Linked DNA regions of Mus musculus: regions 1 and 3 are each linked to region 2. Evidence: chromatin contacts called from ENCODE Hi-C or POLR2A ChIA-PET data. All regions are on one chromosome and are shown on one strand. Each heading gives the region's core, a stretch centred on a gene start or an enhancer-like site at or near the end of the contact. The rest is flanking DNA. Distances are from core to core; before and after follow the strand shown. Region 1 holds the start of Rps8 (ribosomal protein S8). Region 2 holds the start of Ptch2 (patched 2). Region 3 holds the start of Plk3 (polo like kinase 3).

Region 1 (3,148 bases), core at 193-2,692, 60 kb after region 2:
CACTGTCGGTACGGCGTGCTGTCAATAAGCACGATGCAGTTCTTCACCAGGGTCTTGGTGCGGACAAGCTCGTTGTTGGATGCATTGTAGACAACATCAATGATCCTTGTTTTGCGAGTACAACCTGCATACAAAGAGAGATTCACAATCAGGGGCTGGGGCAGTTAATGTTTTTTTATTACTGAAATCTTTTTTTAACATTCTCTAGAAAGCACCTCTCATTGCAGGAGTTAAGAGATCAGAATATGGCAAAGAATTCTCCAACTACCTCAGGATCTTTCAGCAAGAACAAATTCAAATACTTCAACACCTACTTACACTCAGAGCCCCAGGAAAAGTTCCCCACATCCAATCTCAGGGCACGGTACTTCTTATTGCCTCCTCGAACTCGGACTGTGTGTATGCGGCGAGGGCCAATCTAGAGAACACAAGAAGGCCAGAACATGTGTCATCAAAACGAGTGGGGACTGGGAGAGGAACCCGAACCAGACGGAGGTAACAGTCAGTGTAACTATGACAAGTCCTTGCATTGGCAAGTGGTGTACAGGTGGCCAAGACGGCCATAACCACGCCTAAGGATACGTTTTCATCACCCTAGTTACCTCCAGAAAAAGCCAGACCCCCCCTAACACAGGAAGAACCCCAGTAAGGAACACACCAAGCTTGCAGCTCTCCCACTCCTAGGCTCCAGTAGACCCTAAGCTTGGAGATTAGGGTGCACAGACCCTGCACGTGGACACACTTCCATGTCCAGTCGCCAGCACCGAGAAACCTGAGCCTTACAAAGGTGATCACAGCCACTCGTGTTCCCCAGCAAACACGCTCTAGCGCAGGGGAAGGCAGCCTCTCCCAGTCGTCCTCCCCCCGACCCCCGCACGCACCTTCGTGTTGGCAGCGGGCCGTCCCAGCTCATACTTTCGCTTCTTGTGGTAGGGTTTTCGCTTACCCCCGGTCTTGCGGCGCTTGTGCCAGTTGTCCCGAGAGATGCCTGTGTGTGGGAGCGAGGACGCAAGCCTGAGCAACCGGGCCTCGCCGCCGGCCAATCAGCCCGCTCCCGAGCCCCGCGCTGCGCGGGCTGCCCGCACGCTCAGCTCTCCAAGGTTGGCTTCCCCACGACGCAGTCGGGAGTGTGCAGCATACCCAGGTGTCATCATCCGCGTGCGGCCCGGCCCGCGGCAGCCATGTTGGCCCGCTCGCAGCCCGGAGCCCCGGAGGCGGCCGCAGCGATCTCCACAGCCCTAGCCCACCGCAGGCCCTTGCCACGGCTGCCCGTGGCCCATGGTCGGGCCGAGCATGCGTCGGGAGGCAGGATGGAGACGGATGGAGCTCGCTCCCCCGCGGCCCGACCCGGCCCGCAGCAACACTCACCCATCGCTCGGCGCTGGCTGGAAAGAGGAAGCGCAAAGCTTCACGGTCCGGTTTCTAAAACTCAGCCCCGCCTTCTTTACGTCTCTTCCGGTTGCCGGGAAGGACCTGGGGCCGCGGCGAGCCTGGGACGCTGGCACAGGGGAGGGTCCTGCGGCGTGCGAACTCACGCGGACCCCGCCTCAAATCCCTTGACCTTGGGCGGTCTGGAGGGCGGGCTCCTTAAGCTGAGCTATAGGGCACACTTGCCTGCCTGTTGTGCTTACATTTTGTCCTTTAAATTTTTTTTTTTTTTTTTTTTTTTAAACCGGGCGTGGTGGCGCACGCCTTTAATCCCAGCACTCGGGAGACAGAGGCAGGCGAATTTCTGAGTTTGAGGCCAACCTGGTCTACAAAGTGAGTTCTAGGACAGCCAGGGCTATACAGAGAAACCCTTGTAAACTTGTAAAACCAAAAAAGAAAAAAGAGTAAAGGGCCCTAATTGGAAAAGTGAAGTAGTAGAAGCTCCAACGCTCTGTTCACAGGGGGACTTGACCCTGTATATGAACACACAAAATTCATGTGTATCTCTTACATGGCAGCAATTAGCAATCAAAAAGGAAATTAAAAACAGTTTTAGTTCTGGAAAGATTGGTACTGCAAACTGTGCTCAGGGTCTCTTCAAAAGCATCAAGTGCTTAGGTCGACTCACAGTTCCTGAAATTCCAATTCCAAAGTATCTGACAATCTGGTCTGGCCCAGTGGGTCAAACCTGAAATCCAGCACTGAGACAGAGAATTATCACCAGTTGAGGGCTAGCCTGAGCTAAAGAATGAGCTACTGCTCAGTGGGAGGAACAAGCGGCCGGCTGAGGAGAAACTGAGGCACTAGACACCCCTCCAAGTGAAATCAAAGCAGAGGACAGTGGGGCTCCGGCGTCAGACAAGATGAGAGCTCAGTCAGTACATTTTATTTCTTAAACTTAAACGTCGCCTTGAATGTCAGTGAACGTCTACTTTTAAAGGGACCTCTCACCTGACCGATTTCTTTTTGAATTTTAAACTTTAACTTCAAATGTTTTAAATTTTGATTCTGAGGTTTTTACTGCGTGTATCCGATTTTTTTTTTTTAAAGATTTATTTATTTAGTATATGTAAGTACACTGTAGCTGTCTTGAGACACTCCAGAAGAGGGCATCAGATTTCGTTACGGATGTTTGTGAGCCACCATGTGGTTGCTGGGATTTGAACTCCGGACCTTTGGAAGAGCAGTCGGCCCTCTTAACCACTGAGCCATCTCGCCAGCCCCCCCCCCCCCCACGATTTTACAGTTTTGAAGCGATTTTTTTGTTGTGTTTGTTTTTTTGGGGTTTTTTGTTTGTTTGTTTGTTTTGTTTTGTTTTTTTGAGACAGGGTTTCTCTGAATAGCCCTGGCTGTCCTGGAACTCACTTTGTAGACCAGGCTGGCCTCGAACTCAGAAATCTACCTGCCTCTGCCTCCCGAGTGCTGGATTAAAGGCGTGCACCACCACCGCCTGGCTTGAAGAGATTTTTAATTTTGTTTTAATATCATTTAATCATTTTAATATCATTTAAAAGTGTTCTTGAGCCAGGCCTGAAGGCACAAGCTTGTGATTTGCCTTCCAAGTGCTGGGATTAAAGCTGCATTACCACCCAGCTTTGTTTTTGTTTTTTTGAGGGTCTTACATGCTCACAGTAGCCCAGCCTAGCCTTGAACTCCTGGTAATCCTCCTGTGTCAGCCTTTCTGACTTGTGGAATTATAGGCGAGCTACCACATCTAGGT
Region 2 (2,948 bases), core at 263-2,762:
CTGCAAAAACAAAAGGTGGCCTTAACTGCTGAGCTATCTCTCCAGGCCCAAGGCTTCCATTCCTGCCCAGGTGCCTCTTAGCCACAGAGTAGCAGTGTTGTAGACAGACACATTCATTCCTCCTTAACTGCCCACCCCTTAAACCAACTGGGGAACCCTTAGGATTAAGCCCTGGAGCTGATGATGTTAATTTGCACAAGTTTGGCAGTATGTAGCAAGGCCAAAACCATATTCATGCTTTTTGACCCAAACAACCCCATTTCTGGGAATCTGTCCTGAGGACATTCTGCAAATGATTGATGAGAGGACTGTGTAGTAATATAAAATATTTATGATATAATGATTAAGAAGTCTGGAAGAATTGAGCAAGAGGCTAGCCAGATGTGATAGCAGTATCAGAACAACAGATTTATTGAAGTCTTTTTTTTCCCCCAAAAAACGTATTTTGTTTCTGAGGCAGAATCTTTCTAGGTAGCCCTGGCTGTTCCAGAATTCTCTATGTAGACCATGCTGAGACCTGGAACTCACAAGAGATGGGCCTGCCACTGCCCGGCTCCTTTCCCAAATGTTCTGTATGAGGAGTCAGACTTTTACCCTCAGATGACCGATCAGAGTTTAACAGTCAGGAGCACAGAAATAGCACAGTCACTTGGAAAAGCAACATGTTTCCCAATGTTGTACATAAATTATGTCATCACAAATACAATTATCAGACAGGCTGGGCAATACAGGACTGTTATAGTCCCTTAACTTGACAGACACAACCAGGATAAGGAGTTGAAGGCCAAGCTGAACTACTTAAGACCATGTCTCACAAAAAAAAGTTAAAATAAAAATTTAAAAATACAATACACAAACTGAATGTTAATAAGAACCACAAAGAAAAAAGCAATTATCTGCCAAGGCTTCCAAAAGTTTAGGCTGACTGATTCAAGTTCAGGCTTAAAAGTTATCTGCCAAGACAAAGGGGCCCCAACATGTACAAAGGCAAGAACATGTGAACTTAGGAAATTACTGAGGGCAATTCGGGACTGGAAGGCAACTGAGTGGGTGTGAGGCACTTAGAGGAAAAAAAAAAGCTTTAGTTGGATGGTGCAGGGCTTTGGGCTTTGGTGCAGCCGTGGGATTTGCATTTTAGAGCTGAGTCTGGCCTGCTTGGAAAGAGTGGAAAGGAGGTCCTTAGGGTTGCGCTGGGTCGGGAAGAAAGGGTGGCCCAAAGGGGACCAGCAGACTCCCTTTCTCAACATCCTGACTTACACTTGGCCAACGACTAGCGCCTCCAGGATCACCCTCCCTTCTCCTCTCCTTAGGGCCCCGCGGGCGGGCTGGGGAGCCCGGGAGGCGAGGCAAAGGGGTGGCCCTGCCTGGGTGGTCTCCTGCCCCGCCCCCTGCGGCGCCGTTACCTAGCAACGGATCCGGCTGCAAGGCAGCGGGTAATTTGCCGCCCCCTTAGCCAATGGGAGGGCGTCACCCCGGCCCGCTCCTTTTTTTCTGAGCCTCCTGGTGCTTCCCGAGATCCACAGTCGCCACCTTTAGCTGTGAGGTGCTTCGCAGCCAGTCGGGTCCACCCACACGCGGAGCCCTCTTTGGACCACAGCCCACAGATCCAGCGGGGCTTGGGGCCACCACCCCGCACCGCCGCTGCGGGCTGCTCCTGTGCATCTTTACGCGCGCCTCACCCAGGACCGTATGGCCGTTCACGGCAGCTAGGAATCCTCAGGTGAAGCCGGGCGGCACAAGGCGCCAAGCTAGCCTATGGCAGCGCTCAGATAACGCAGGTTGGGGGCGCTCGCGCCCCCCATCCTCACCAGCATGGTTCGGCCACTGTCCCTTGGAGAGCTACCTCCCAGCTACACACCTCCAGCTCGGTCCTCCGCACCTCATGTGAGTAGAGGGGCTGGGTTTGTAACTTAAACGTCGCTTGAACATCTGTAGGGCTAGAAGTCTAGTGTTACTGGATCTGTGTTTGAAGACAAGCGAGAGCCAGCAAGTGATTTGTTAGTTTATTTCCTATTATCTGGTCAGTGAAAATAGTTATGTCTGTGGGTTCACCTCTTTGCCTAGCTGACAACGAGTGTGTGTGTTCACGACTCATAACCTTCTAAAAATGGGCATTTTCAGGTGTGCTTATGGAGAAGGCACAGGGAAAGAGAGTTAAATCTTCCACATTTGAAACCTTTATCTGTAGCTGTTTCCTGCCCTGCATCCAGAAGTCAGGAAACTGGGACTTGACCGGGAGAAAAGGGAAAGCTCCTCCATTGTTGTGCTGACAGCTGGCTGACCTCCTCCTCTCTCTATCCCAGATCCTAGCTGGGAGCCTGCAGGCTCCTCTCTGGCTTCGAGCTTACTTCCAAGGTCTACTCTTCTCCCTGGGGTGCAGGATCCAGAAACACTGCGGCAAAGTGCTCTTCCTGGGACTGGTGGCCTTTGGGGCTCTGGCACTGGGTCTCCGAGTGGCTGTAATTGAGACAGACCTAGAACAGCTCTGGGTAGAAGGTGAGTTACTGGAGCTGGCCGTAGCTGCTTTGGTCAAGGATCGAGAGGGCCATCTCCTGTTCAGAGCCTGTGTATCTGGGTGTGTTGCAGAAAGCCTACCTCTCTCCCAATCTCCCTCAGTGCTGTGGATGAAGCCCAGGGCATTGTGCAAGCTAGGCAAGTCTTTACCATCAACTGTCTCACACCTATCTCTCTCACCCATAAATGGACAACTCTAGATGGTAGCCTCTTATGAATAAGCTTGTGGAATATTCATCTTTGATTATGTGTCTGCTTATTTAGCGTTTATAGCTAGGTTTCTTTTAACTGTACATCAGAGTTTACAAATGGAACAAGATGTATTTTTCAATAGCCAAAGGAAGTAAAATGTGTGTGGGGGTAAGTTCTAAACAAAACAAAGCCAAGTGGTATTGTGTTGTATAAGAGAAGGCAGGGAGAGACGGCTCTGACCT
Region 3 (2,927 bases), core at 335-2,834, 38 kb after region 2:
CTAGTTACACACACCCTGTCCCAGTGACCACAGCAGGGTCACATACACACACAAGGTATCACGGTACCATCATGATCTGTCATTCCCATTCAGTGTCTTACACATGCTGACTGCCTAGCCTATGTTTTCCCCATACATTTCCAAAAATCCTAGACACCCATCTGTGCCATACACTCATAAGATTGCTGTCCTTCTTCACCTAACCCAGTGACCTAGGTTGCCACCTCTACTGTCACACATACAGAAAACCCATCATTACCCCTTCCCTGGTTATCCCAAGTACATATCTGGTCACCTTGTACATCATCTGTGTCACAAACAGGCTGTGGCCACCATCCCCTCACTCACTTTTTCCTCTGCTCTGGGGGCTCTAATCGAGCTGCCAGCCCAAAATCCCCCACCTTCAGTTCCATGTTATCCGTGATGAAAAAATTTCCTAGACAGTAGCAGAGAGACGCGTCAGATTCTTAACGCCTTTCATCCCTCCGCAGGTCTCCACCCTTCAGACCAGACGCAGGAATCTCACCCAGCTTGAGATCTCTGTGTAAGATACCCCTCTGGTGCAAGTACTTGAGGCCAGAAAGGATCTGGCGCAGGTAGTAGCGAACCTCTGGTTCCAACAGGGTGTGTCGGGCCTTCCAGATGTGGGCCAGGGACTGCAGAAAGTCACTGTTTCAGACCCCGCTTGCCTTCCCAGACCCTCCCTCCATCTGTGTTTGCTAAAGATGACAAGAACAGCTTTGGATCTTAAGAACCCGCTTCCTCCCCTACCCCTGTTCCCAATGAACCCACCCCGCCCCCATTCCGGACCTTTCGGCTACAGAGCTCCAGGAAAATGTATATGTTGTCAGCATCCTCGAAATGATGTGAAAAGCGAACGATATGGCGGTGCTGTAGGTCTCGGTGCAACTCTATCTCATTTAGGATCTGCGACAGGGGAGTGAAATCCTCATCTTTCCAGGGTTCCCACGCCACCATCCCCTCCCCATCCCTTGGACCGCAGGGCCTGGACCCACCTTCTCGCGCTGATGCGGCTTGGCGACGCGACTCTGTGGGATGACTTTGACCGCGTAGGCTATACCAGACTCGGTGTCAGTGGCTTCATAGCAGCGTGCGAAGCCCCCCTAGAAAGAAGAAGCTGCATCATCGATCTGGGCGCTCCGGAGTGGCCGGATCCGGCCCGTAGAGCTCCTCTCCACCTCCGGAGTGGCCCGGTCGGGTCCGCAGAGCTCCCCTCCACCTCCGTCAACGCTACCCCGGAGCCCCGACCCACCTTGCCCAACAAGCGACCCTTGGTGTAGGTACGGCCGCTGAGAGGGTCGGTGATGAGGCGACCAGGAGGATCCGGCGCCCGTGGCCCGGCCAGCACCTCAGGTTCCGATCGCGGGGAGGCATTGGCAGGCGGCCCCGGGCCGGCGGGGGGCGCGGACGGGGCAGCCGCGCGCGGGAAGGGGCGCGGAGACAAGAAGCCGGCGGCGGGCTCCATGCGGACGGCGCGGCGCAGCGCCTGCCGAGCTGGTTCTCGGTTCCGCCCGGCCCCGGCCGCGCGTGGCGCTGCCTGGTTTCTCTACGCTGCGATCGCGCCAGGGCAAGGGGGAGTCCGACGTTTTTATCAATGAACCCCTGCCCCCTCCCCGGTGTTTCGTCATCTCGAGCTCCGCCCCTTTCCTGGCTGCCAGGCTTGGAGAGGCCACGCCCATTGCTCCGCCTTACGTCACCTGAAAGATCTTCCCTTGCCTGGGCGTTCTTAAAGGCCACTCCTCCTGCTCTGGCCTTAAAGGAGCCCCGGTTGAGCTAGTCGCCTGGCAGGTGTAACCCTGCTCCGTTTCTCTAGGCTACCCAGTGCAAGTGACTCTTTTTTTCCCCTTCATCCTTAGAATGTGTGCTGAAGTCGGAGTGGAGGCCAGTTATCCGGAGGCCTCTTTCGAGCAACAGTAAGGGTTAGCATTCAAACTGGGGAGGAAAGACAGGGGTGTTGCAAACTGCTCAGTGCACATCACCAACACAGGTGGTTTCCTGCAAGCATCTCTTGCTCTGGTACAGAGCATGCTGCCCTCTTCGGGGACTGTGGAATAGCACGCTGCAGAGCCCGATTTACCTGGTCTGGGACTGTGCAATGGGTTTGTGGAACAGAGCCTGGTATTCAAGGTTTTATGTTTGCGTTTTGTTTTTCCAAGACAGGGTGTCTCTGTGTGGCCCTGGCTGTCCCAGAACCCACTATGTAGACCAGGCTGGCTTTGAAATCAAAGATCCACCTGCCCCTGCCTCCCAGTATTCACTGTTTTTCACCATGTTCCAGGCTACATCTTCTGCTACCCAATTCTACCTTATTATTCTTCTGAGGGAAAGGAGAGCTGAGGCAGAGTAGCTGTCATGTGATCCAGGCTGGCTTTGAACTCGAGGTCCTTCTGTCTTCACCTTTGACATGATGGGACTCCAGACCTGTACCTCTGCCCCAGACCCTGAGTTCCCCATCATATTCTCAAAAATACCTATTGCACCGAGTCAGCAGGCAAAAGGCCAGACAGTGAGGAATGAGAACTGGACACTCTTAGGTGCTAGAGACCTGCAACTGGGCAGTTAGCTTTGAAGTCCATTACAGATAAACTCAAGTAGGTGGCAGGAATCTATGATCTATGTGGAATCTTTTTCTGTGTGGGTTTTTTTTTTGGGGGGGGGGTGTTGTGGAGGGTTGTTTTGGTTTTTGTTTTGTTTTGTGACAGAGTTTCCAGGAAGCCAGGAATTCGACCTGTAAACCAGACTGGCCTTGACTTCCTACCTGTCTCTGCCCCTCCACCACTGCCCGGCTTCGATGTGAAATCTTTTTTTTTTTTTTTTTTTTTCCTTGAAATAGGTTTCTCTGTGTAGACTTGGCTGTCCTGGAATCATTCTGTAAACCAGGCTGGCCTCCAACTCAGAGATCTGCT

Evidence for each region. A loop is a pair of places that touch in the nucleus more often than their neighbours do. ChIA-PET counts read pairs that join two places held with the same protein, here RNA polymerase II (POLR2A).
Region 1: POLR2A ChIA-PET joins it to region 2 with 13 read pairs in embryonic stem cell. The contact joins the promoter of Rps8 here to the promoter of Ptch2 in region 2. A Hi-C loop is called at or near these places in 6 of 37 maps with a recorded cell type or tissue (adrenal gland, heart, mouse embryonic stem cell and 2 more). POLR2A ChIA-PET finds 5 or more read pairs at or near these places in 4 of 5 experiments (Patski and embryonic stem cell).
Region 3: a map of heart shows a loop between it and region 2 (2.5-fold over the local background). The contact joins the promoter of Plk3 here to the promoter of Ptch2 in region 2. A Hi-C loop is called at or near these places in 12 of 37 maps with a recorded cell type or tissue (CH12.LX, adrenal gland, heart and 3 more). POLR2A ChIA-PET finds 5 or more read pairs at or near these places in 5 of 5 experiments (Patski and embryonic stem cell).

What each region holds. Positions count from the first base shown.
Region 1 is chr4:117,154,690-117,157,837 of GRCm38, forward strand. It overlaps Rps8 (ribosomal protein S8), which reads right to left and starts at 1,443. Exons shown (of 6, transcript NM_009098.2): 1 at 1,369-1,443; 2 at 882-988; 3 at 319-418; 4 at 1-124. The coding sequence starts at 1,372. It overlaps Snord55 (small nucleolar RNA, C/D box 55), which reads right to left and starts at 1,159; the gene lies at 1,082-1,159. LOC115490046 (a small nucleolar RNA gene) reads right to left here and starts at 600; the gene lies at 497-600.
Region 2 is chr4:117,094,544-117,097,491 of GRCm38, forward strand. It overlaps Ptch2 (patched 2), which reads left to right and starts at 1,513. Exons shown (of 22, transcript NM_008958.3): 1 at 1,513-1,884; 2 at 2,304-2,496. The coding sequence starts at 1,813. RefSeq lists enhancers at 609-2,307, 1,148-1,606, 1,169-1,668.
Region 3 is chr4:117,132,379-117,135,305 of GRCm38, forward strand. It overlaps Plk3 (polo like kinase 3), which reads right to left and starts at 1,585. Exons shown (of 15, transcript NM_013807.3): 1 at 1,274-1,585; 2 at 1,017-1,124; 3 at 811-927; 4 at 527-656; 5 at 349-436. The coding sequence starts at 1,486.